2 separate regions of the Mus musculus genome follow, and region 1 is linked to region 2. Evidence: chromatin loops called from intact Hi-C (ENCODE). Cell type or tissue: left cerebral cortex. All regions are shown on one strand. Links, peaks and the distances in the headings refer to the core of each region. The heading gives the core; the rest is flanking DNA. Region 1 has its middle 22 kb from the start of Rerg. Region 2 has its middle 64 kb from the start of Gm30055.

Region 1 (12,820 bases), core at 2,503-10,502, 150 kb before region 2:
AACTGAGCAGAAAAGAAATGACAAATAAATGACGTAATGGCCTTTTACATGTGTGTGAGTTATATTATATATATACATACACACACATATATAATACACACACACACATATATATATATCACACACACACACACACACACACATATATATATCACACACACACACACACACATATATATATACATATATATATATATACATATATATACATACATATTGTTTTCCAAATATTTGTGGTGGATCTACTATGTGCTGACCCATGTTCTAGTTCACAAGAGAACAACAGGGAAGTCCCTGTGCTCGTTAGAATGTGCATTCCTGTGGAATTTTCTGGAATTAAAGAATTAACATTGTTCATGGCCCTACTGTCAGGATTTTTGATGTTGCTGGCCCATGTCACCATTCGGGTGTTTGTAACCTGTGCTGCCACCTGAGGCCATGTGGATGTCCGAGGTCCGTGCTCCTTCCGAGGGCTTTGTCTGGGTCTGTGGTCCTACGGCAGCCAGGGGCTGCGTTTATAGACTGTGCTGTCGCCAGAAACCATGAGGATGTCCATGATCCGTGCTCCCACTGACTGTTAAAGAGCAAGGAGCTAGCTATTCCGCGGTGATGCTGCTGACAGCTGGTGCACAGTTGATTCAGAGGGACACGGAAGGCTTTTGTGCTAACCCCTACCCCACCTCAATGACACCCCTGTCCCGCACCTCCCCCCGCCCCCCCGCAAAGTAACACCTAAATAGGAAGCCATCAAAGAATCAAAGAAAACTCCTTCAAAGTCTGATAAGGATGCCAAAGTGTAGCTCTCCACAATTGATGGTTACTGGGTCGGGGGAGCAGGAGGCGAAGAACTCAGCTCTATTTAAAGGGCAGGTAGCTGAGAGTTTGACCATGATCCAGTTAATATATAGATAACACAAATTGGATTTTTTTTCTATTTCTTTTCCTTTTCTTTTTCTTTTTGGTGGGGAGGGAGGTTACAAGGGAGTTGCAGACATGGAAGGACTGGGAAGTGAACGTGGTCAGGGCGCATGGTGTGAGATCCCCAAAGAATCAATAAAAATACTACATTGGAAGAAGATAAAGAAACCTCCTGTAAGATAATAAATGTCTTCGGATTTTAAGTTGGAACAAAGCTTTGTGATTTTTGAAGGTGAACAAGAACGTGAAAAACAGACTTCCGGTAAAGCGTCTTGTTGATCTCTTCCATTCTGGATTGAGACCATTGCCTTCTAGACACTGAAAGCAATTGAGAGTCGGCCCAGCAGTGAAGAGCGCATGCTCGGTGTACAGGACTGGGGTTGGCTCCCAGCTTTCATCCACACAGGGCACCTCACAACCGCCCAGCTGCTCCGGATCCTGCACCCTCCTTTGGCCCGCAGCGGAGGCTGTGCAGAGAGGGGACACATTGCAGCAGTCCTCGGGACCGTGACTCGCCTCTGCTCAATCCCAGCCTCCCTGCACAGTCTTGCCTCTGCCTCTGAGCTGTGATGCTGAAGGAAGACAGCCCCACAGAGCAGCCCCTTGTGAACACCGCACTGGCTCATAGCGTGAAGAGACTCACAGGATACAACGCAGGACTCAGTGACCGGTGACTTAAGATTACTAGGCATTGTATTGAAAGGTACATCGGTCCCATGTGCCCGTTCCTAATTTTTTTTAAATATAGGAGCTCAGAGAATTATTATCTTTTGTAAGTGGCCCAAATCCCCTAAATTGGTTGCTGTCTGAGCTGGGGCTAAGTTCCTGGTTTCTGAGCCAAGTGTCTTCAATTCTGAATTAATATTTGTTAAGTAGACAGTGAGAAACTTTCCAAGTTTTAAAAACTCCCCACACTAATGTATTTTATATAGAAAGGAAAAAGAGCTGTAGTCATTCAATTTTTAACTCCCCACTAATATTCCTTCCTCTGGGGAGGTGCAAGTGCGAGCAATTCAATGCACATCACAATATCATAATAATTTAAAATAATTGCTAATAAATTTGCAAATAATCTGGGGAAGGGAAAAATATGTCCTGGTGATTTGGGGGTGATTTCAGAGAAGAATCATCCATGACTGGCATAACTGAATGCCAATCTTCCCTGTTTTGAGCTTATCTCTTTCTATGTTAGCTGCCTGCGTGGTCTCTAGGAATGACTGATAAAGGATATGTGATATAAGCTCTTCATAGATGGCATGGAAGTATATTCAAATGTATACTTTGAGCTTATACACAGAAAAACCAGCTCATGGACGCCTGATGCCATTGCAGGATGGTTAATTCTTTGGCACCTGTGTTATCAGAAGTGTTCTAGATGAGATCAGACATGCTGTAAGCAGGCAGGAGGCTCTCTGAGGGCATCATTACCCCCAGAACCTGGATCTGGCTTCATCTCTGCTCCCTGCTCTTTGGGATGTGCATCAAAAGAATTCAGACGAGTCCCACATGGCTTATTGCAGGAGACAGATAAAGTCTAACACATAATAGTCAGAGTGAGAACAGAGGGAGGTCAGGGGAAGCTATGTTGCTAAGGATAAACTTGACAGGACAAATCCCTGCAGAAGTCACAATATCTGTCTACATTGTTAGGTAGGTTTAGACCAGTGGTTTGCCAGAGGGACACTTCCTTACTCGGGAGATCACAGGGTCCACTTGTATCAACACTTAAGGGATGCAGACAAAGGTATGTCTTTGTGGTTTTATAGAAAGATTTCAGCTAGATGGCAATCTTGTGGGCCTGACCAGAGTCAGACCCCACTCTTCTGACCAGAGCTCTATGGTTTTACTTCCTATTTTACAAGCTGCTGATTATGACGGAGATGACCATCCTCAAGAACGTTCAAAACTGCTAATGTATCAATGTCTATCAATATGACAGAAGGGCACCTTTGTCAGTTAATATTTACCTAAACACGGGGTCCTCCCAGCCTTTCTCCTGAAGTACTTTTAACATTGAATGGGAAGGCAGAAAACCAGCCAATGTGACTCAGAGCTGTTTCAAAGACGTCTATCAGACCTTTCCAGGTGGTTGGAATAGGTGCTGGCTTCTGAGAGACGATTTCAACAACAGCGAACAGGGAATGGAGTATTTATTAGACACAGCATAGTCTTTGTTAGGCCAGGTGTCTACCATGTATCGTGTCACGTGACTCTCCCTGGAGCTAAGTAGTTATTATCATCTGTTGTAAGATGGTAGATCTGGAGCTCTGCTGTAGGTTTCCTTGATTGCATGTCCCGTGGACCACTAAGGAAGAGCCCACCGAACTGTCTCTCTACCGTGGAGTTAGCAGTTTGTGCTTCCCTGGCCCTGTAACCTCAATATCGTCTCATCAGCAGACTGTAGAAGACTGAGGGTCGTCTCCTAACTACTTTTACTTTGCCATACAATGCTAAGAGCGCGGGAGAAGGAGACCTGGATGATACCAAAGCAGTGTACTCGGAGAAACCACACGAACACATGGGCGTGCTCACTTCCTTTAGGTGTCTCTGTTTAGGTCCATCACACACAAGACTGTGTGACTGAAGTGCTTAGACATGGATATGAGGTGTATGGTGGTTTGTATGTGCTTGGCCCACTATTTTGTGGCCTTGGAGGAGGTAGCCTTGGAGAAGGTGTGTCACTGTGGATGTTTGGCTTTAAGACCCACTTCCTAGCTGCCTGGAAGTCAGTCTTCTCTTAGAGGCTGGCAGACAAAGCTTCTTCTGCACCAGGCCTGCCTGGATGCTGCCATGCTCCTTCCTTGATGATACTGGACTGGATCTCTGAACCTGTAAGCCAGCCCCAAATGTCCTTATAAGACTTGCCTTGGTCATGGTGTCTGTTCAGAGGCGTAAAACCCTAACTAAGAAGAGGTTACCTGAATCCCTTGCCTGAGATGCTTGGGAACAGATCAGTGTGTTTCAGATTTGATTTTTTTTTTCATATTTAGGGATATTTGCATATGTACAATGAGATCTCTTAGGGAGGTGTGATGGTTAATCTTTGTAGTCTACTAGACCCTCCTAGGAAAAGGGAATCTAAATTGAAGGACGGCCTCCATCAGATTGGCCTCTGAACTTATCTGTAGGGCATTTGCTTGACTACTGATTGACAGACGGGTGCCCAGCCCACTTTTTGTGGCACCACCCTGTGCTGTATAAGAAAGGTCCCTAGATGTGAGCTAACTGGTCAGCAGTGTTCCTCCATCTTTTCTGTTGCTAGTTCCTGCTATCAGTTCCAGCCTTGGCTTCTCCAGATGAGAGACAGATGTAGCCCTCTCCTCCCCGAGCTGCTTTTGATTGTGGCATTTAAGCCAGCAACGGCAAAGCGAACTAGGATGGGAAGATTTCCATTTAAACATCAGATGTATTAGCATTCATGTGCAGACCACACAGGCTGCCTCGAGGCCATTTCACGGGATGGTTTTACTACAGGATCTCTCAGATGAGGGAACATTCTGGACGGTCACCAGAACCTGGTACACCTGCTCACTCTTTTACAGAAATCCAGGAAACTGAAATTGCTAGAAGAGAAGAGGTTCCCAGACTGACCTGAAGAAGACAGAACAGAGTCTCCATCTCAGATCTATAGGACGCAGGAGGGCAGGATGTTGGGGGTTGTGAGTAGCACTCGTAAGAGATGAAAGGGAGGTACTTCCGGTGATGGTGGGCAGGAAGTCCCTGTCTTCAGGGACAGCAGGGCTCTTCATCTTCTTGGGATCTGTCTTTCTTCGTCTTCACTACTGGGAACTTCGCAATGGACTTTGCTTTCCTGCAACTGGTTTATTAGAACCTAAGGAAGGCTTTCAGCTCAGTAAAAAAGAGGGACGCAGAAGGAAGGGAGCCAGGGACAGCTGCCAGTCCACCCCTTAAGCAGCCTTTTTTCAAGGCTCAGACTGTTTTCCACGCAGGTCGTATGGGTTGCAGAGCTAAGTCTGGATCTGAAAGCCGTGCTTCAGAGCTGATGATCTGCATACAGCACCTCTTACCCTGCTTGCCCCAGTGATGTTCAGAACACACTGAGACTGGGAAGCCAGCGACACAGGCAGAGCTCACTGCAGACCTGCAGCGGCCAGAGTGGAGACAAGACATCCTGGACGAGCAGGTGAGGCAGCTGTTGGAATTTTCCAGAATGTGCTAGAGAGAACCAACCTTCAAAAATACTGGTAACAAACTTTTAAAGCAGGCGAGGCTATACATTCCGAAGTGCTTTTACAAACTGTGACAGGGTCCTCAGAGAATTAACATGAGAACAACAAAGAAAGCCTGAAAAGAAATGAAACTCTTAAACAAGTGTGCATGCATGTGCACACACAAACAACTAGCCGGTGACTGACAGCATTTTTCTGCTACATTTTTACTAATACACATATATATGTATGTGTGTGTGTATATATGTATATGTATATGTATATGTATATGTATATGTATATGTATATGTATATGTATATGTATATGTATATGTATATGTATATGTATATGTATATGTATATGTATATGTATATGTATATGTATATGTGTATATATATATATATATATATATATATATATATATATATGAGCTTACTGCTTCTGAAGATCAGCAGAGAGAGACAGAGACATGGTAGATGATAGATAATAGATAGACTGACAGATAGATAGATGATAGATAGTGACATTTTCAAATATATTTGTGTATAGATAGTTGTTGGGGGCATACAATTTATATGAGTAATTTCTAATGTAATCACGGAAGAAATAACTGCCTGACTCCCATGGTGGAAGACTAAAGGCAAAGAAGGAAAGTAATATTCCTAATCAGCATGCATGATAATGCTGAACTCAGTGCTCGAACATTCTATTTTATAAGGCCATAGCACTTGATATGTTAAAGAATAGAATACTATAGAATATATGACTTAATAAATTATTGTTTTTAATCAGTATCAAAGATCAGTTGGGGGCTTCAAAGATGTCTCAGTGGTTAAGAGAGCTCACTGCTCTTGCAGAAAATTCAAGTTCAGTTCGTTCCAAACACCCACATCGGGCTGCTCACAAACACTCATAACTCTTTAATCTCAGTTTTAAATAAAGCTGCTGAAAGCAAGCAAACCAATACTCACCTTCTGAAAAGAAAAAAGTTTTTACCCCTAACTACCACTAGGTGGCACCACAGATGCAGCCCTGGCCAAAAACCTTTCAGGAGTTGGTCTTCAAGTTCCCTCTACCTTCCCCAGAGCTAAGAGATCCATACGCATCGACACAGGCATAGATTTTGTGTGGGATCCAGAACTCTCCAAGAGTTTAGTTCTAGTAAAAATATTTTTAAGAAAGCCAGAACGGTAAAATTAAAATTCGGACAACTCATTTTTTAGCCCCCCAAAGCCATGTCAGCTACATAGAGCTGTTTCTTCCGGGGTCTCTGTTTTACTTTCTGTCTTTCCACTTTCGAAGTTGTGCTGTTTAGATTTATCATTTCAGGTAAAATTCTTTTGAATGTTAAGTTACAATGACAGTTTTAAGACATCTGCCTTATCTGGGATGTTCACAAGCCCAAAACACAGACTTCGCTTTCAATACTCAAACTTGGCACTCTTTCCACAATCCCCTTCCAGACTTTCAAAACCCAGTCTCTCCCTCTGAAACCAACTCCTCACTATGTGTTTGCATCCAGGACTTTTACCTCAGTTATCCAGTCCCTTAAATTAAAAAGGATTTTTTTAAGCCTCATGAATATTGATTTGTGTGTTTGTTTTTGTCTTGTAACTGGAGTGAGTGTAGTCCACACTACAACCAGCCTCAAACTCTTCATGTAGCTGAGGACATAGTTGGGCAAAGCTACTCATCTCAAAGCAGGAAATGAAAAAGAAGAAGACCTGACCCCATTACCCCTTCAAAGAGAGCATAATCAGAAATCTCCACTCAACGGCAGTACCACCAACCAACGGTCCCACACTGGGGGCCGTGGCTGGCACAGGGGCGTTCAAGGGCTGTGATGGTTAATATCATCAACTTGGTTGGAGTTAGAATCACCATGGAAACAAATCTCTGCGCAGTCTGTGATGGATTATCTAGACAGGGTTAATTAGGGTTGGAGGAACCATCTAATGGGTGGGGCTCATGAACTCAACAAAAGAAGAAATTGCTGAGCGCCAGTGATCTCTCTCTGCTTCCGGACTGCCTGCGACAGGACCACCCGCCTCAAGCTCCTCCCACCATGAGTTTCCCACCATTGCAGCCCTGGAGCTAGAGTCGGAGACCCACTAGGGTGAAGTGGGCAGGATTCTATTACGGAACAGAAGACAGAGCTGAGAACAGACCAAACTGCGGTAGAGACCAACACTTGCAGGAGAGACACTCCACTGTCCAAAGAAGACCCGCCTGCTGATGGTTGGCGTTCATGGTTCACAAACGCCTTCCAGTTGATGTTTCTCAGGGTGATGAAATAATTTGTTTGTTCATCTCCAGGAAGCCTGTGGGTGTTTGGTATGTACTAAATTATTGATTGACACTCAGAGGCAAGTTTTAAAGCCAGCATCTTTTCTTCCTGAAGAATCTACTCCCAGTCCACACAGCCAACTGCGATCTCTTATCCACTCCTTCAGCTAACACCCTTTCGATGTTCTTAGGGACAACGGGGGAGGGGGGACTTCATTTCATTTGGCGCTTGGAAAGGAGGACCACCCAAAAAGCCATTACCACCACTCATCATTAGCATACAAACTCAATGTAATGTTTACACCAGAAAGGGCATTTTTCAATGCGTGATGGTTTCGTTCAGTTCTCTGCATCCATTTTTACAGAAAACTAGTTAAGTCTAACTTTTGGCCATAGCCTACAGAAAGATCTCTTGACAGAGCTATATGTGTGCATCCTTGGGTGTTGGGGAATGGTTCTAATGATATTTGTGTTGATTCTGCTTGCAAACTCACACGAGAATCTGTGCGTCCAGACTCTGAGGATCCCTGCCCCCAGTTGGCTCTAAATGGTGAATAAAGTTACTGATAGACAATGTCTGGGCAGGGAGACAGAGGTGGGATTTTAGGATTCCCAGGAAGGGACTGAGACACAGGAACAGGAATTCCTCCATAAGGAGGCTGCAGGAGACCATGTGCAAATAGAGGCAGGAAGGAGAGCCTGCAGGACATATAAGAATCAGGAAAGCAGCCTCAGGGGCCACTCCCTCAATTGGGTCTGGGGTAACAGAGATGAAATATAGATTTTAGAAAGTGATAACTCAGGAATATCAGAGGGGAAAATGTTAGCCACATGGAGTTAGGGAGAAGCCCGGCCGTTGAGCTAGTTAAGGCATATTAAAAATATCACTGCGTGTTTGTGTCTTTGAACATTGGGGCGAGTGGAATCGCGCTGCCCCAGCCTCCAGGAAGTAAAGAGTGGATTACCTCTTCACTCAGGGCTGGAATCTACTCTATTATCTGAGTGGAGTTTGGGGGTAAAGGGGTCGTATGTGTTTCAAAGATAGTCCACTGTATATACTGCTTTGTTTTGATTATTGATGGACATGGAGGGGAGGGAGGGGATGGGCTGCCAGAAGTCCACAGTGAGCTTGAAAGAGCTGAGAGGAAGGTCCTGAGTGGGTGTGTCCAGTCACCTGCTGTGGTATGCAAGCTGTGAAGCTGCAAGCTTACCCCCACTTCTTCAGTGATGACTTTTCAAAAGGATGAAGAGGAAACATAAAACAGTGCTCAGAGATGTTTTAACCCCATAAATGCCGTGGAGCAAACCTCAAGAACATCTCTCTCTCTCTTATCACTCCCCACTTCCAACCCCCAGTTCACCTCTCTCTCCTCTTGTTTTCTTCCACCTTGTCCCTCCCTCCCCCTGCCTCTCCTCCCCCTCCTCCACAATGTCCCTTTCCCCTAATGATCCATTTTGCATTGTTCAGCTGTCTCTTATCTTCCTAATTTCTTCAACTTTGTTTTATCTTGAAGACAGATAAAGCTTTTGTACTCTGTGTGGAAGAGGAAAATAACTTTCATGTTGATTAAAAGGGAGCCCTTGTATTGGTTGAAAGCAAGGCATGTTCTTGTTCGTGGTGGTACATCTTAGAATCAGAAGAACCAACTGAGACAAACGCAGACAATCGTTGTAAAATGGCATTTTCCTTTTGCTTCTTTTTATGGGGTGGGCTTCTGTTCCGCAGAGCACACGTGTAGGTCAGGGGACAGCGTGGAGTGGACAGTCCTCTCCTTCCACCACGTAGGTTCTGGAGCTCAAAGCTCAGGCTTAGTGGTAAGCAGATGTATCCACTGAGCCATCTTGATGGTCCCCCTGCAACTGATTTTAATTAATGTGTCCTTAGCTTTTAATTAACATATGAGGTTCCAACAGATTACATTCAGGAAAAGATGTATAACACCATTATCAAAGCCATTTTTTGTTATTGTTCCTTTAGTAACAGTTCCTCCAACATCACCCGATATATTCATCTTCCTGGTTATTTTTTTTTCTGAAGCAAGATTTCTTATATAAGCTGGAAAGTGCAGAACATAAAAGTATGGGCATGCAATTTCATTAGGCTGTAAGGAAGACTCGGAAGGAGGCAGGGAACACAAAGAATTCACTGAGAATGATGACCCATCGGGCACAAGAGCCATCGAATACGCCATGGCGATAGGGCTGTCATTTTATAGTTCAAGCATCGTTGAGAGTAACACCGTGGAAGACAGCTGTGCTGGCTGTCAGTGTGGTGATGAAGAGGTTGGCCCAGGTGGGTGGGGACAGGAGTGGGTGTGCGGCTGGAGAGGGCGGAAAGAACATCAGTGGGAGGAAGAGTAAATTATCTGTAAGAGAATTAGAGTGGAGTTCAGCCTTGCAGTGCTATCTTCTCCATCATCTTATACAACAACTCTCAGGCAGATGATGTGACAGTGATGTGTCACGTACACATGTCAGTTTGTGGTGGGGATTGGATTGTCTCTCCCCGCTCCCTCCCTCCCTCCCTCCCCCCTCCCTCTCTCCCTCTCTCTCTCTCTCTCTCTCTCTCTCTCTCTCTCTCCTTCTTATTGTATACTTCCTTTCCCTCCTCTCTCATTTGCTTTTTCTTACCTCCCTAGTCTGTCATCATTTTTTATTATTTTTATTTTTATCATTTACGTGTATGTATAATGTGTGCTTAACTCTCTCTCTCAGTGTGTGTGTGTGTGTGTGTGTCTGTATATGTGTGTGTTTGTGTGTGTGTATGTGTGTGTGTCTGTGTGTGTGTGTCTGTATGTGTGTGTGTCTGTGTGTGTGTCTGTGTGTGTGTCCGTGTGTGTGTGTCTGTATGTGTGTATGTGTGTGTCTGTGTGTGTGTGTCTGTGTGTGTGTGTGTGTCTGTGTGTGTGTGTCTGTGTATGTATGTGTGTGTGTATGTGTGTGTATGTGTGTGTGTGTTAGGTGTATGCTGTGCATGTTCCATAGGGCACTGCCCATGGAAGCCAGACAAGGGTACTGGGTCACCAGAAGCTTGAGTTATGGGCAGTGAGTTAGGTACACAGAGAAATGCATGCTGAAGCATCTGATGCTGCCCCCCAATCCTATCCCCAAACATGAAAATCTGGATTCATGCATCACTTGCAAATGTAGCAGAAGATTTGGAGAATGGTCCATAAGCTTCTTAGGACTGTGGCTATGGAAGGAGAGTGGTTTGTGCCATGAAAACAGTGGGGCAGCCACAGTGGGGATCTTGCATCTTGAAGATGTGGAAGCATGTTACAAGAACTGGTCAGTGTCCATTCAGGAGAGTAGTGCTACTACATGTTCACTGCAGTCATGCGGGATGGCCCAGGAAACAGTTACCAAGGAAACGGGGAGATGTCTGCATCCTTGCAAAGAGGTTACAAATCATGCCAGTTGCTATTCTAGACTCCTCTTAGCCTAGGAATGTGAGAGCCAAGGACAGTGAGATCCCAGCACTCTAGCCCAGTGCTTCTGAGCTTTCCTAAGGCTGCCACCCTTTAATACAGTTCCTCATGTTTTGGTGACCCCCCCCCAACCTTAAATCCCCCAAACGAGAGTCACTGCTACTTCATAACTATAATTTTGCTAGTTATGAATCATAATGTAAATACTTGTGTTTTCAAATGGCCTCAGGTAACCCCTGTGAAAGGGTCATTGGATCCCTGCCAAAGGGCTCACAACCTCCAGGTAGAGGACCACTGCTCTAGCTTCCTACCCTTATCCCAAAAAGGTGAGAGCCAAAGACAGCAAGGTTCCAACACTTGAACCTTCACAAACTGCAAGACTTTGAGGCTGGGGAAATCTGGGAGGAACAGAATTAATGGGAAGGTAAAGTGATTAAGACCAGGTCTCGGGTTAACAAGCCCAGCTGATCAGAATGACTGGCACTGTGGGAATCAGGGTGGAATATTGCTCAGAGAGTAGTGGGAAATAGGAGAGCTTGGTCCGGGCTTATACCATGTGAGGCGGAATGCCTTCATAAAACGGCTACAGAATCAGCACCGTAGACGATATGCTGACCCATTGGAGGAAGGTAACCATACATGGTGTATACAAGTGTTCAATGCCATAGTCGATATGCTGAAAAAGGAAGGTAACCATACCATATATGGCATACGTGAGTCTGGAAGTAAAGTTGGAGATGCCCACAAGCCCACAAAATATACTCGAGTGTCCATCACTTAACTCATTTTTGAGCTCAGAAGTGAATCCCAAGCATAACATAAATTGGAATGGTGTGGCAAAGACCTGGATTTAGTAAGCTGCAAGCACAAGGCCATAGGGTACCTTCTGACACCACTGTTTTAAACTCCTCTTCTTTGTTGTCCTTTCTCATTCTCAAATAGGGAAATCCTGTGGTTTTTCGGAACAGTATCAGGCAAACAGAATGGGCTCTTGCTTTCAGATGATTGAAATACTAGGTGATCGTCTTATTTGAAGCCTCCTCTCTCACAGTTTCATGATCTCTTTGTCTTCTGTCATTGTTAGTAACTCCAAGTCCAGTAAGTCTTGACTATATATAGGTGGGGATATATATATATATATATATATATATATATATATATATATATATATATATATATATATATTACTGACTATATATAGTGGGCTATCCACTAGGTTGCGGACAATCTACCAGAGGCCATGTCCCCAAAGGAAAGTGTTCTTTCTTCCTCAGAAGCCATCAGTAGAGTACAGAGTGAGGGCATGACCACTCTGGAACACGTAGCACATAACCGTTAGAACCCCTCAGGATTTCAAGGAATTCAAGGAACACAGGGGAAAACAGTAGAATTCAGTTGAAATGTGGGGTTGGCACCCTTTGGCTAGTGCAAATGTGAGCAGCTGATATATATCTCACCATTCCAGTAAAGGCCACCTCAGCCCTGGCTGGCTGCCTTCTGCAGAAGGGCTGCTTTCAGAAGGGCCCCAGGGGCTGAGCATACAAAGTGGCTGATAGAGAACCCCTGAAGCATCCTGATGCCCTGAGTTAGATCCCAGCACTGATTAACTTCGTATGACGGTGCATGCCTGCAATCCCAGCAACAGGAAGTAGAGATAAGAGTTCAAGGTCGCCCTTGGCTATAGAGGGAGTTTGAAACCGGCCTGGGATACATGAGACCCTGTCAAGAAGAGGTGGGGTGATTGTTCAGGTCTGTATTTGAACCTGGAAAACATATATCACTGTCAGTGCCTGCACTGCAGATCACCTCAACACTGCCATCCTTTGCTCTGTCCCCGGTGCTCAGGTGATCTCATTCTGAGGAGCTGCTGAGCGGGTTGAGTGTTACATCTAACTCTTTCCCTCTAACCACCACCTTCTAAAGGTTCCACTGCCTCCCAGCAGTGTGCTGGTGACAAGGGTGTTAGCACAGGAATCTTGGGGGTACACTTAAGATAGTGCTTTTTAAATGCAGAAGGA
Region 2 (12,820 bases), core at 2,528-10,527:
TCACTGCCTGGGTTCCAGGGGCAAACCAAGCTTAAGAGGACCACAGACACCCAAAGGCCCTGGGCCCCACTAAGATGAGTAAGGAGAAGAATGATGGGGGGCGGGGAAGAGATGCAAGAGGATGTGTGCACAGTGAAGAGAGGCGGGACTGGAGACTCCAGGGTAGCTGGAACGGCCTGATGTGAGTAGGTGGCAGTGCCAACCCAAGGCCATTCATTGTGAGGCCCTGGCCCGTGCTGCCTCCAAGGGCTATGTCTGGGTCCTTGTCCCTACAGCAAAGGTCATGTGGATACCCCTCGTCTGGGCTGAGGTCATATTGATGTCTGAGCACTCGTAGAGCTGGCCCTCCCCCCATTGCCTGGGCATCTTGAGAGAGTTAGCTCCAAAGACATGATCCTGGAAGAGCTGGTTCTGTCTCTTATCTGTCAATGGTGTGGGCAAGGAAGAGATACCCTTTCCCCACTCTTCACACCTTCAAGGTGCTAATCTCACCCTGTTTATAAAATCCAGGGCCTCAACCCAGGGGAATGGTGCAGCCCTTAAATGATATGGGAAGCTAGGACGTCACATAGCAATTAAGAAGACCAAGACAATCCCTGAATATGTGCCCACAGGTCAACTTGATCTAGCCAAGCCATCATTGAGATTCTGTGAGCAGGTGGTGATTCCTGGTTGTAGCAAATTGAAAATTAAAACTAACCGTCACACCTCCCGTGCTCAGATCTGGGAGGCACAGTGGCAGCTCTTACTCAGAGAGGGCTCTAGATTGGGCATTTGCTGTGAGGCCAGCTGGATGAGACAGACTCCTTGACGTCTGCTTGAAACAAAGAGTCCAAGGCTCCAGATTTTCAGTTTACAGCTTTTTCTGATCTTAAGAAAGTATCCATATTTTATGCTAAGATAATAACTTTACTTAAATCCCGTTCACTGAAAATAACTTTGGTTATTCTATGACAGAGTTGTGTGTGTGTGTGTGTGTGTGTGTGTGTGTGTGTGTGTGTGTGTGTGTGTGTGTGTGTTGTATACATGTGTGTTATGAGAACACTCACTCATGTATGCTAGTTTGGAAGCCAGAAGTTGATGGCGGATATCTTCTATTAAATCCACTTTTTTTTTTTTTTTAAAGACAGGATTTCTCACTGTGATGGTTTGCATATGGTTGGCCCAGGGAGTGCCACTGTAGGGAGGTGTGGCCCTGTTGGAGTAGTGTAGCCTTGTAGGTGTGGCCTTTAAGACCCCCATCCTAGCTGCCTGGGAGCCAGTATTCTGCTAGCAGCCTTCAGATGAAGATGTAGAACTCTCAGCTCTTCCTGCACCATGCCTGCCTGGATGCTGCCATGTTCCTGTCTTGATGACAATGGACTGAACCTCTGACCCTGTAAGCCAGTCCCAAATAATATTGTCTTTATAAGAGTTGTCTTGGTCATGGTGTCTGTTCACAGCAGTAAAACCCTAAGACACTCACAAATGTGGAGCTCTTCATTTTAGTTGCAGCAGCTGGCCAGTGGGCCCCTGGAATCCTCTGGTCTCCATTCCCAATGCTGGTGTCCCACAGGCTGTGACAGTTTGGATGAGGATGCCCCCCACAGGCTCATATGTGTGAATGTCTGGTCCTCAGTTATCGGAACTGTTTGGGAAGGACTGGGAGGTGTGCTCTAGGTAGAGTATGAGTGAGTGGCTTTAATGGGGAAGGTGTGACACTGTGGTGGGATTGGGGTTTCAAAAGCCCAGCAGGGCCCAGTCTCCCTCTCACTCTGCCTGCAATTTACCAATCAGACGTGAGCTCTCAGCTACTCCTCCAACACTGTGGCTGCCTGCCTTCCACCATGCTTCACACTACAATGATGATGGGTTAAGCCTCTGGATCTGTAGCAAGGCCCCAACTAAATGCTTCCTTTTCTGAGTTGTCTTGGTCATGGTGTCTCTTCATGGCAATAGAACAACAACTAAGACAGACCCCTGCGCCCACCTTTTTTTTTGCCACATGAGTACTAGAAAGCCTAACTCTGGTTCTTACACTGGGACAGAGACCATTTTACACACCTAGCCATCTCCTCAATCCTGAGAAAGATTTGGAAGGGTAAAGGTTGTCACTGTAAGCTAGTGAAATTCTTGATGAGACCCATGTGGTGTTCCTCCACAAGAGCCTGTAACATGGTCATAAAAACTTTCATCTTGTCGTTATCTCATCTTCCCGGAGTTTGAGGAGCCAAGGGATTATTGCAAGAAGCAAGTTTTACATGGAGACAAATATAGACTGCTGACTGAATCTATTCCCCGAGCTTCAAAGTCAAACTATGTGCCAGTGACATCCAACTTAAAATTTATGCTCAGAACGTTTGCTGGTAAATTAGCTTTTCGGAATGCTGAATACAATTTCCCTGGAAAACAATACTGTAAATCTCATCTATGTTCCCCCAGTGAGTCTGCCGCGGCATACTTAAGTTATATAGAGCACACTGCTTTTCCTCGGGGTACATATCAGCATCTCAAAAAGATTAAAAATACTTCCAGCATCCCCTCATCTATCCTTCAGTTTCATGCTGACACAATTAGGTCTCCCTTCCTTGAACTCTCTACTGAAAACCTTCATTTGGGAGATGCTTCAGATTGGAAATCTTTGATGACCATGGTTGCTATGTTAAACACAGCTGACTGGTACTATTTCAAATAGCATCGGCAATTAGAGAAAAATATAAGAGATTTATTTATTTATTTATTTATTTATCTTGGAGAAAAGATGCCTAGCTACACAAGGCAAGTGCATCATGATGTAAAACAGACCAAAGGGCCTCACTCATTGCCCAATTCACCAGCATCCTTCAAAGGTCACTTTCTGGGGCTATGTACTGCTACAAAGTAACATTTAAAGAAGCACGGAGAACTCCTGCTCTCAGGAGCCTGAATCAGTCAGGTCTCTGTGAGTTCGAGGCCAGCTGGAACAGCATGATGCGTTTCATACCATCTAGGGCTACATAGAGAGACCCTGCAACCTCCAGAAATTCCCAGTCTCCACATCACGCTGTCATAAGAGAGGTGGGATTACAAGTGTGCAATATCCCACCCAACTTTACATAGGTTCTGTGGATTCAAATTCGGAGTCTTATGCTCACTGCCAGTAATTCCTGTACTGAACCATCCGCCTGGCCTCAGTATTTTTTATGTGTAAGAAGGACAAGATAAAGAGTTATCTCAGCACTAGGAGTACTCGCTGCTCTTATAGAGCACTGGTGGTCAATTCCCAGTATCCATTATAAGCTCACAACTGTCTGTAACTCCACCTCCAAGAGGCTCAGCGTCTTCTTTTCAAAGACTCTCTGACATAGCTTGGATATGGTTTGAGCGGAGCTTAGGTCCCATGGTGGCAATATTGAGAGGTGGTGGCCCTTTAAGAGGAGACATCCAGTGGAAAGTCTTTAGCTTTTCAGGGAATGCACCTGAGTGATTTCATGCATATCTGAGAGAACCCTAATTTCATTCAATGAGCTGTTGGAAAGGTCCCTTGCCTCTACATCTCTTTTCCTGTCTTCCAGGAGATCTCTCTTGCACCCACTTTCTTAGTATTGAACAGATAGAGCCATTCAAACAAGGATTTAGAGTCTCCAAAATGGTTTGCTAAGAAGTTTCCTTTACTTATACCACATCTAGTATCAGATACCCTGAGTTCAGTTTCCGTCAGCCCTATGTAGGTTACTAACTATATGTAACCAGGTAATCTAATGTTCTCTTCTGGTCTCCCCAGGCACCAGTCAACACATGGTACATAGATACATGCAAAGAAAACCAAAACCAACAACTGCAACAAAACCCCACTCATATACATAGTATATTACTTTTAAATAAAATAAATATTTGAAAACCCAGAGTTATAGCTGTAGGTTTTTTAACTATGTCCCCAACCTTCCGTATAGACATGCTTCAACAATGATTGGCAACTTAGGAACAAAATAGCTATAATAAAGAAATCAAGGCACATCACCCATAAATGTGAGGTGTCTGCTACCTAGGCGTAAGATCAGTCTGTGGACGAAACTGTTGTTGTTTCCAAGGGCTAGTGAGACTATGGGACAGTGCACTATAATTAGAGTTACAGTCTATGACGGTGCCGCTTTGAAAGGCTGGAGTGTGTAAACCAGGACGACATGCCACCTGTTGCTTGGCATCTCTAGACTGATTCAGTCGCAAGCAAGGTTTGGCTTAAATCCCTGAGCCCAGCTTCGACCACACAGAGCCAAAACCGCATCTTTTAAAAAATGCGGTTTCAGTTAGTAAAGGCAGCGATTCGCATCCACAGAACTCAAAAGAAAACTATTGTTAAGGCTTTAAAATCTGACATTAACCATTGTTTTTCCTTACCTGAAAGTGGCTTTAATGTAGCTGAATTTGAGCATATTGCTGGGTTGGTTCTGCATCACTCAGAGGTTTGAAATAAGTAGTTTGTCTTGTTTATAGCCTCTTGGTTTTTTTTTCTCATCTGCTTGTCTTAATATAAAATTTTATATTACAATAAAATGCCTGAGTGGAATAATCTATTAAGACAAAAGGATAACTTAGTCCACAGCTCTGGAGATTAAAACATGGCACCTACTATGTTAGCTACATCATACTGGACAGCATCATGGTGGAACTCCAGGAGGAGGGGAAAGACGAGGAGCCAGGCAAACTCGGGGGCTTGGCTTGATCTTTTTAGAGCAACTAGATTTTGGTGAGGACTAATTCACTCCTTGAGACTAGTTTTAGTGTCTTCCAAGGGTGGTGGTATGTATGGCTTGCCTTAGACCGCTCGTGGTAGTACAACAGCTATCATACTGAGGACAGAACTTGAGGAATGTGGATTCTTAGAGAATACACTCACATTATGTCCACGCCACAGAAGTGTTGAACTGTAGCCCAGCCTACCACATGTGTGTTCTTGGAATAACTGCTGATGCAGTGACTCACATGATTCAATTTCAGAGCTGTGAAGCCAAGATGTAGCTCCACAGTGAACACCCATGTCAAAGATAATGGCCTCTGTCTCGCAGGAGGTTAGATGCGGCTCATTAGGGGAAAGTCTATCCCATTGTTCAAGCACTGTGGGCCTTGATGAGCAGAGACAGTTTATGGTTTTAGAGCTTTATTGTAGAAAGGCAGAGAGAAAGAGATAAGGTAGAAAGTGGGAGACCAGCCATGGCCACGTGGAGAGAAGGGGGAAGGGAGGAAGAAAAGGAGGGCTAGGAAAGAAAGAAAAGTGAGAGCTTAAAGAGAGCAAGGAGGGGCCAAGCATCCCCTTTTATAGGAGGCTGGACTATCTTGCTGTTGCCAGGTAACTATGGGGAGGAGCATACCTGGCTATAGTCAGGTAACTGTGTGGGTGGAGTCTAGCCAGAATGCCAGGAGCTTGGGACATTGTCTGAGAGACTTATAGTCACAGAATTATGGAGTTGGGGGCTCTGTGGTGTCAGGCACCTGTCTCTGGGAATGTGGCTCACTGTTCCTTCCCTTGTAGAGTTTTCTACTGGGTCACCAGAGCAAGCCTCATTCAACCAAATCAGGCTGCCTTTCAGTGCCCCACAGGACTTAATTTATTATGACTCGTGTCTTCATGAGACAATCACAACAACCAAAGATTAGATGAACAAATGAAAAACAAGCACGCGGGAATCCAGTGTAAAGATGGTCATTTGTGAGCCAAGGATAGACCAAACCTGATGAATTCTTGCCCTTGATTCATGGTCTCTAGAACTGGGAAAATCCACCCATGTGGTTGAAGCTATCGCATTGGAGTGTTTGCTATGGGGGCATACCAAACTCATGAATGAGCCCTCTGTAATATGACTCTCTCCTCTCCCCCCAGACAAAGCTTTTTCTCAGTCTAAGTGAGATCTGTGCACAGTGTTTCTTTTTATGCTATAACTGAAATCAATTCTCCTTGTGGAAACTCACAGTGATAAATAAAATGTTGACAGATGGAGAAGACTTTCCAAGAATTCTGAGGTGTGAATGAATGCTCATTTGAATATCCTGCAGGGTACAGTGGGGCTTTGTGCACAGTGGGGATCTCGATTGATTTAGCAGCCATGCAACAGTTCCACATAAGATCGTCAGAGGAATGCGTGTGAGCTGTGGGAAGTTCTCATGCAGAGCACAGGGTGTAGCTGAAGTCGGGAGTACACGTGACGTCTTGTCTTCCAGTTCTCAGCTATCTGGGTAAGCCTCAGTGTCATTAGCTTTGCGGCTCTGTTTCCTTCCGTGTTTATACTCACGCCCCTTCCTTAAGAGTAGAAAGTAACTTCAATTATCTATTTGTGGTGTTGTGTGGATACATACTCACACAACAGTCCCTCCCTCTGTGTCTATTGCAGAGGAATTTCCCTTAATTATCTGATTGGCTAAGAAAGATGATAAATCACTTGTCACAAATCACAAATCGCCAGCCAATCACTGGGTGAAAATGAAGAGGCAGGTTTCTGAACAAGACAAGAAGAGGAGGGGAGGAGGAGAGAGACAGGGTTAAAATTTCCACCATCAGTCTGAAGAGATGGCTCAGCTATTTAGAGGCCTTAATGTTCCTACAGAGGACAGGATCGGGTTCCCAGGACCCATGCAGCTGCTTACAAATGCCCATAAGTCTAATTCTAAGGATACCAACCGCACACATGGCACACACACATACATATAAGCAAACGCAAGGACACATAAAAAAATCTTACAAAATCATCACAGGCCTAACACTATCCATCATGTGTTAGCTCTCCAACTGATGCTGAACCCTAAGAAGGATAATTGTAAAGCTGGTCACACTTTGATTTTCCACACACTGTTATCTAATGCCAGTCACATCCACCACAAATTCTTCTCACAGTCTCAAACTATGAAGTCACTTCAGTCTCCTCTTCCCTTTCTGTCCCCATGCCCCCAGTTTGCACACCCATCAAAATAGCCTCTAAGAATAAAAAAATTCTTGAATGGCAGACTTGAGAATAGAGTAAGGTCGCTCAGCATACCAGTTTTTTTAAAAGGTGTGTTCTGTTTTTATTTTTTTGTATGTGTAGGCATGTGTATATGGGAGAGTGTGTGCCACGTGTGTACAGGTTCCCATGTGCACGTAGGAATCCAGAAGAGGGTGTCAGATCCCCAGGCACTGGAAGTTATAGACAGTCATGAGCTGCCTGGCATGAGCGATGGGAACTGAACTCAAGTCTTCTGTAAGGACCCTTAACCTCTGAGCCCTTGCTCCAGCCAGGGGCTGTTTTAATGGCACTGAGACTTTGCTATGGATAGTTCAAGGCCTGGGTATTCACTGCTTCCCCAACAGACATTTGGTGTGTAAATATAAGCAGAAATACTTCTTTTCTCACTCAAAGACCCAGATAACAAATGAATTCTACTTGCCACCTCTAAAATGTCTCTGCATATAACTGATCATATGTTTTTGGAGGATGCTTCTACATCTTATTTATTATGATATTATATTTGTATGGTTGTCTTATGGTCTTTCGTTTTCTTTTATGGAACAGGCCTTCCCTATGTAGCCCAGGCTATGGTCAAATCCTGGTCCCTATGTAGCCCAGGCTATGGTCAAATCCTGGTCCTTCTGCCTCAGCCTCTCATGTGCTGGAATTCTATGCTTGTAACCCCACACCCAACTTGTCTAGCAGTTCTGTAATAAATTTCAGATTATTCCTTTATATACATTAGGGCACAAAAAACTGGAATATTTAAGTTACAGACATCACTGGTTAACAATATAATTTTTTGATACACACGTTTATTGGAAGTATAAGGGTGTGACTATAACTCAACAAAAGCAGACCATGACTAGCAGAGTCATGAAACTAGTCAAGCCAGGAAACTTTCTACCCTCCCCACATCACAGAACATCCTGTTAATAAATAATACTGTTGTAATTGTTTCTGTCTTCCTGACAAAGAGTTGCCGGGGCCCACCCCATTTACACTACAGAAGCCAGTCATAATTTGAAACTCACTTAGCATGATGGTGACCTTTGTTTCAGAGACATAAGCATATTCTGTAAAATGCAAGCTTATAAATGTCTGATCCTCACCCAGGGAAGCCACAGGGTCATCCAGAGGCTTCGCCTTCAGAGTGTCTGTAAGTCACTACCTACTTGATGAAATAAATGCCTATTTTTTGACCCAAAGTTTCAGAAATTATCTGAATTTCAGAAATCAGAAAGAAAATGTTTAGTTGACCTCTTTAATAAAGAAACAGATGTTACTAATTTTTATTATAAAATTATTAAATTTATTAAATCTTATTATATTATTTGGATTATGATTACTTCTTAATTGAATTATTAAACTGTGATTTATACTTGCTAGTACATAAGGGGTCAAATTTACCACCCAGACTTGAAGCACTTGGATACTCCTTTTTTTTTTTTTTCGAGACAGGGTTTCTCAGTGTAGCCCTTGCTGTCCTGGAACTCACTCTGCAGACCAGGCTGGCCTCAAACTCAAAAATTTGCCTGCCTGCCTCTGCCTCCCAAGTGCAGGGTTTAAAGGAAGGCGTGCGCCACCACTGCCTGGCATTTCCTTCACTAAAAAAAAATAGGTATAAAACATGTCTGCCTCAGGCAGCAGGTCGACTCTTGCCATGACGTAACAAATAGACCCGTTCTGCCTTCCTATCAAGGAAAGGGAAGCGCGCGTCTGTTTGCGGCGTACTTTTGCTCTAGGGCCCTGTGAGTTTCAGAGTGGCTTGATTCTTATGGACCCTGCATGGCAAACACAACAACTTGAGTTTGGGTCCCATCATCTCCACAAAAGCCAGGACTGAGGGCTTCTGTGACCCCAGCAGCAGTGGGAGAGGGAGATGAAAGAATCCTTGGATCTCATTGGCCAGCCAGCCTAGCCTAATCGATGAGCTCCGGTTTCTGTGAGAGACCCTGTCTTGAAAACAATAAAGTGGGAGACAGTAGAGGGAGATGCACCAACCTACGACTCTCACACATTTGTACACACACATGAACACACACTCAAGAACACCCCCCCACACACACACACACACACGAATGTCATGAGTTTTTTTTTTTTAATTAAAAATCTATTGCTGTCTGTGATGGTTTGTATATGTTTGACCCAGAGAGCGGCACTATTAGGAGGTGTAGTGTTGTAGTAAATATCCAACCCCAATAAGCCCATGCAAAAAACACACGATTCAGTTCCAATAGTTAAAAGTTGTACGTCTAGATTGGGCAGATCTACCACCTCATTAACCTATTCCCTGGCTATGAGATATCCCTTGCTACTTGCGGCTTCTCCAGGCCATGTGGTTCTTATGGTCCATCCTCCTTCTACCTCCTCATCTCTGATCTTCATCCTCTACTCTCTAGAACCTCCAGCCCCACGTTTCCCTTCCACTGCCCAACCACAGGCTCTAGTCTTTATTTGCCCAGTTAAAATTGGGAAAAGGTTCACATGGAATCTCCTGAGTACATGATGCACCCCTCATTGGGGCAGCCCCTCTTGAAACAGAACTAACATCAGAATACAGGCAGCACCAGAACAACCCACAACTGTGTGGCCTCTTCGGAGTAGGTATGTCACTGTGCGTGTGGGCCTTAATGCCCTTGTCCTGGCTGCCTGGAAGTCAGCCTTCTGCTAGCTGCCTTCGAAACAAGTGGAACTCTCAGCTCTTCCAGCCCCACATCTGCCTGGATGCTGTCATGCTCCTACCTTGATGATACCTCTGAGCCTGTAAGCCAGTCCCAATTAAATGTCATCCTTATAAGAGTTGCCTTGGTCACGGTTTCCGTTCACAGCAGTAAAACCCTAACTGTGACACTGTCTATGTCATTTTCTCTTCTGGAAAGAATCCAAATGTTGATCCAACACAATGCATACATTATGACAGGGCACAGAGCAAAAAACTAACATCAGACCTCTTTAGGGCCTGAACATGACTCCCTGGTGTTACACCAATCACTTCTTAGAACCCAACTCATTTCAAAGCTCTGTCCATTCCACATTACATGCAAGAGTGGAAAGTAGAATTGATCATTTTGTCTAGACTCTGTCAATCAATGTCACCTACCAAAGAGATATCGAGCCTAGAGCACAATGACAACTGAAAGAACAGACAAGGTCACAGTTAAACTGGAGACCTAGTCCTATACAGAACTCACAAATACTGCCCAGCCTTGCCTATGTCTTCTGATTATGTGCCTTGTAGAAATCTGCAAAGCTAACACCTACGTATGCCGAAACTTCAAAGGACATTCTGATTGTAGGAAAAATTTGAATCTTTTCAGGAAAAGAATAGGATAAAAATATCCATATCCCACGCATCTAAATTTAAAACACATTTTGTTTTGTGACAGTGCGAGACACTAAATTTGAAGTACTTTTGCTCCAAGACCTCGGGGTCTTAAAGATTATGATCTCGTTCACTTGGCTTTGGGTGGCTGTCATTCAAACCACTGTGTGCATAACACAATCGCTCATGTAGTTCCAGAACACAGACAAAAGAGACAGCAGCTAACGCCATCTCCTGCAGAGGCTGCTTTCCTCCTGGAAGGACAGAGGCCAGACCCCATGCTAAATCGGGCACCTTCAATGTCTTTAGACAAGAGAAAGAGCAAAAGGCAGATGGAGGTCGACTTTTGTGTTTATTTATGCACATGTTTACTTTGTTACTTTTACAATTGGGTGATGATGGAATATCATAACAGATGCTTCTGGAAACAGAAAGCCAACACTCACGGGAGCCTCGTGAGTGTCATCATAAAGGCTGTGTGTTTCCAGTCCCTTAGTGAGAATTAACATTCTAGACATGCTGGGAAGAGCTTAGAGGGATTAAAGACTGCGTTGGTTGCTTTTGAAAACAAACAAACAAACAAACAAACAAACAAACCAGAAACAGAAAGATGACATGGTTTGCTTACGGCCACCCCTGGTGAGTGGCAGAGCCACAGGTGGACAGTATCTCCTGCCATGTTGTGCTAAGGAGTGAAGGGCATTTTAGGTATTTGAGAACTAAGTGTCCTTGAGATGCTTTTTGTGGAGAGAACTCATCGTTTATCATTATAAAAGCGACTTGGTCTTTGGTTTGAAATGTGAGACTAAGAAGAGGCATGCGTGGAGCTTATTAGAAATCCAGTTTCAGGGCCCAGCAAGGATCAACCTGCAACAAATAAGCCAGGGAGGGAACAATAACAAAATGAATGAAGCACCTAGAAGAATGCAAAAGTGCACTGGATGAAAATTCGTCCATGGAACCTGGGGGAAGGCACTGTCGCTGAGGAATCAGGCACACACCATTCTGAACATTGTGTTCAATGCAAAATGATGGATAAGTCTTATCCATAAAAGCACTACTGAAGAGTCCTGCATGTTGTTCTGTGGCCATGACTGACTCCTGATGCCTGGTTTCCAAGTCCTTGATCTTTTGGTCCAGGTATCAAGTGCTGCTTCTTCAGAGGAACAAAATCAAGCAAAGCACAGAGCAGAGCACAAACTAATCATGAATTTGGCCAGACTCACCGGGAATTTGTCAGCGATGAAAGGCTTCCATACTCAAGCAAGGCAAACACACTCCCATCATAGAATGGATTTCTCTGTGCCCAGAAGCCTTCATGCTTGGCACTCAGGGGCTCAGGTGATTACTACAGGACTCGCTGCTCAGCGGGAAAGCTGATGGAAGATTTTAATCAAGGATCACACAGAGAGCCACCACTACTCAGAGTGCATGGAATAGGTGACTATAAAGTGCTCATCCCTAAAGGGACAGCTGCATCACATTCCCTATGGTTATAATTCTCAACTCTCTCTCTCTCTCTCTCTCTCAATCTCTCTCTCAACTCAAATCTCTCTATATATCTATATATATATCTATATCTATCTATCTATATATGTGTATATATATATATCTTTAAAGATATATAATTGTAAAATAAAATGTGGCTACAGAATCTGCTAAGCAGGGCTCACCGGGGATCACAGAGACTGAAGCAGCAGCAGTCACAGAGTGAGCATAAGTCTATGCTAGGTCCTCTGCATATATTGTGGTTGTTTAGCTTGGGGGTTTTCTGAGACTCCAAACCGTGGGAATGGAAGTGTCTCTGACTCCTTTGCCTGCTCTTGGGACCATTTTCCTCCAAAGGGTTTGCTTCATCTAGCCTTGATAGGATGGTTTGTGTCTAATTTTATGCATCTTTTTATGTAGTATTGATATCTCTGGGAGGCCTGCTCCTTTCTGAAGGGGAGCAGAGGAGCAGTGGATCTGGGAGAGGGGGAGGGGAGGTGAAGAAACTGGGAGGAGTGGAGGGAGGGGAGGCTGAAGTCCTGATGTATTGCATGAGAGAGGAGTAAATAAAAAGAAAAAGGTAGCATTGGGTTATTGTTTGGTCAAAAGAAAAACAACAGCAAGTTACCCAACTTCTGTTGGGGACCTTTTCTGTATCCCAAATTCTTTCTCAACAACCATTAGTCATCAGAGTTGTTATAAATGTTTGTTTACTTAACCATTTTAGAGTATAGAAGACTCACAACTTACTATTTATAGCTGTTGAACACTAAATCATAATAATAATTCTTGAGAGGAGAAAGGGACACCAAGTAAATCCTGGATTCTCCTTTGTTCTCACCAAAGGCATCTTCCAGACCTCAGAACAGGTAGAGAGTCCAAGAAGAGGGCCATGATCCTATTGCCAGGAAGTCAAGACAAGGCAGATGGATTTGAGGATCAGGTCCTGGAGCTGAGAACCACAGAAGAAGTCCAAATTCTTTTTTTTTTTAAGATTTATTTATTTATTATATGTAAGTACACTGTAGCTGTCTTCCGACACTCCAGAAGAGGGCGTCAGATCTTGTTACAG

The links. A loop is a pair of places that touch in the nucleus more often than their neighbours do. Peaks named below come from ENCODE experiments on the same cell type or tissue, not always from the same donor. Only the 100,000 strongest peaks of a DNase experiment are listed, where the experiment ranks them.
Region 1: it touches region 2 in a loop (2.5-fold over the local background); 7 of 42 quality-filtered maps call a loop at or near these places.

What each region holds. Positions count from the first base shown.
Region 1 is chr6:137,185,564-137,198,383 of GRCm38, reverse strand. No RefSeq gene overlaps it. Among named protein-coding and RNA genes, the nearest start is that of Rerg, 22 kb to the right of the region's middle. In left cerebral cortex, for the core only: a CTCF peak has its summit at 6,099 (motif pointing right); a DNase peak (open chromatin) is centred at 6,105.
Region 2 is chr6:137,038,573-137,051,392 of GRCm38, reverse strand. No RefSeq gene overlaps it. Among named protein-coding and RNA genes, the nearest start is that of Gm30055, 64 kb to the right of the region's middle. In left cerebral cortex, for the core only: no CTCF peak of the experiment used is centred there; a DNase peak (open chromatin) is centred at 6,040.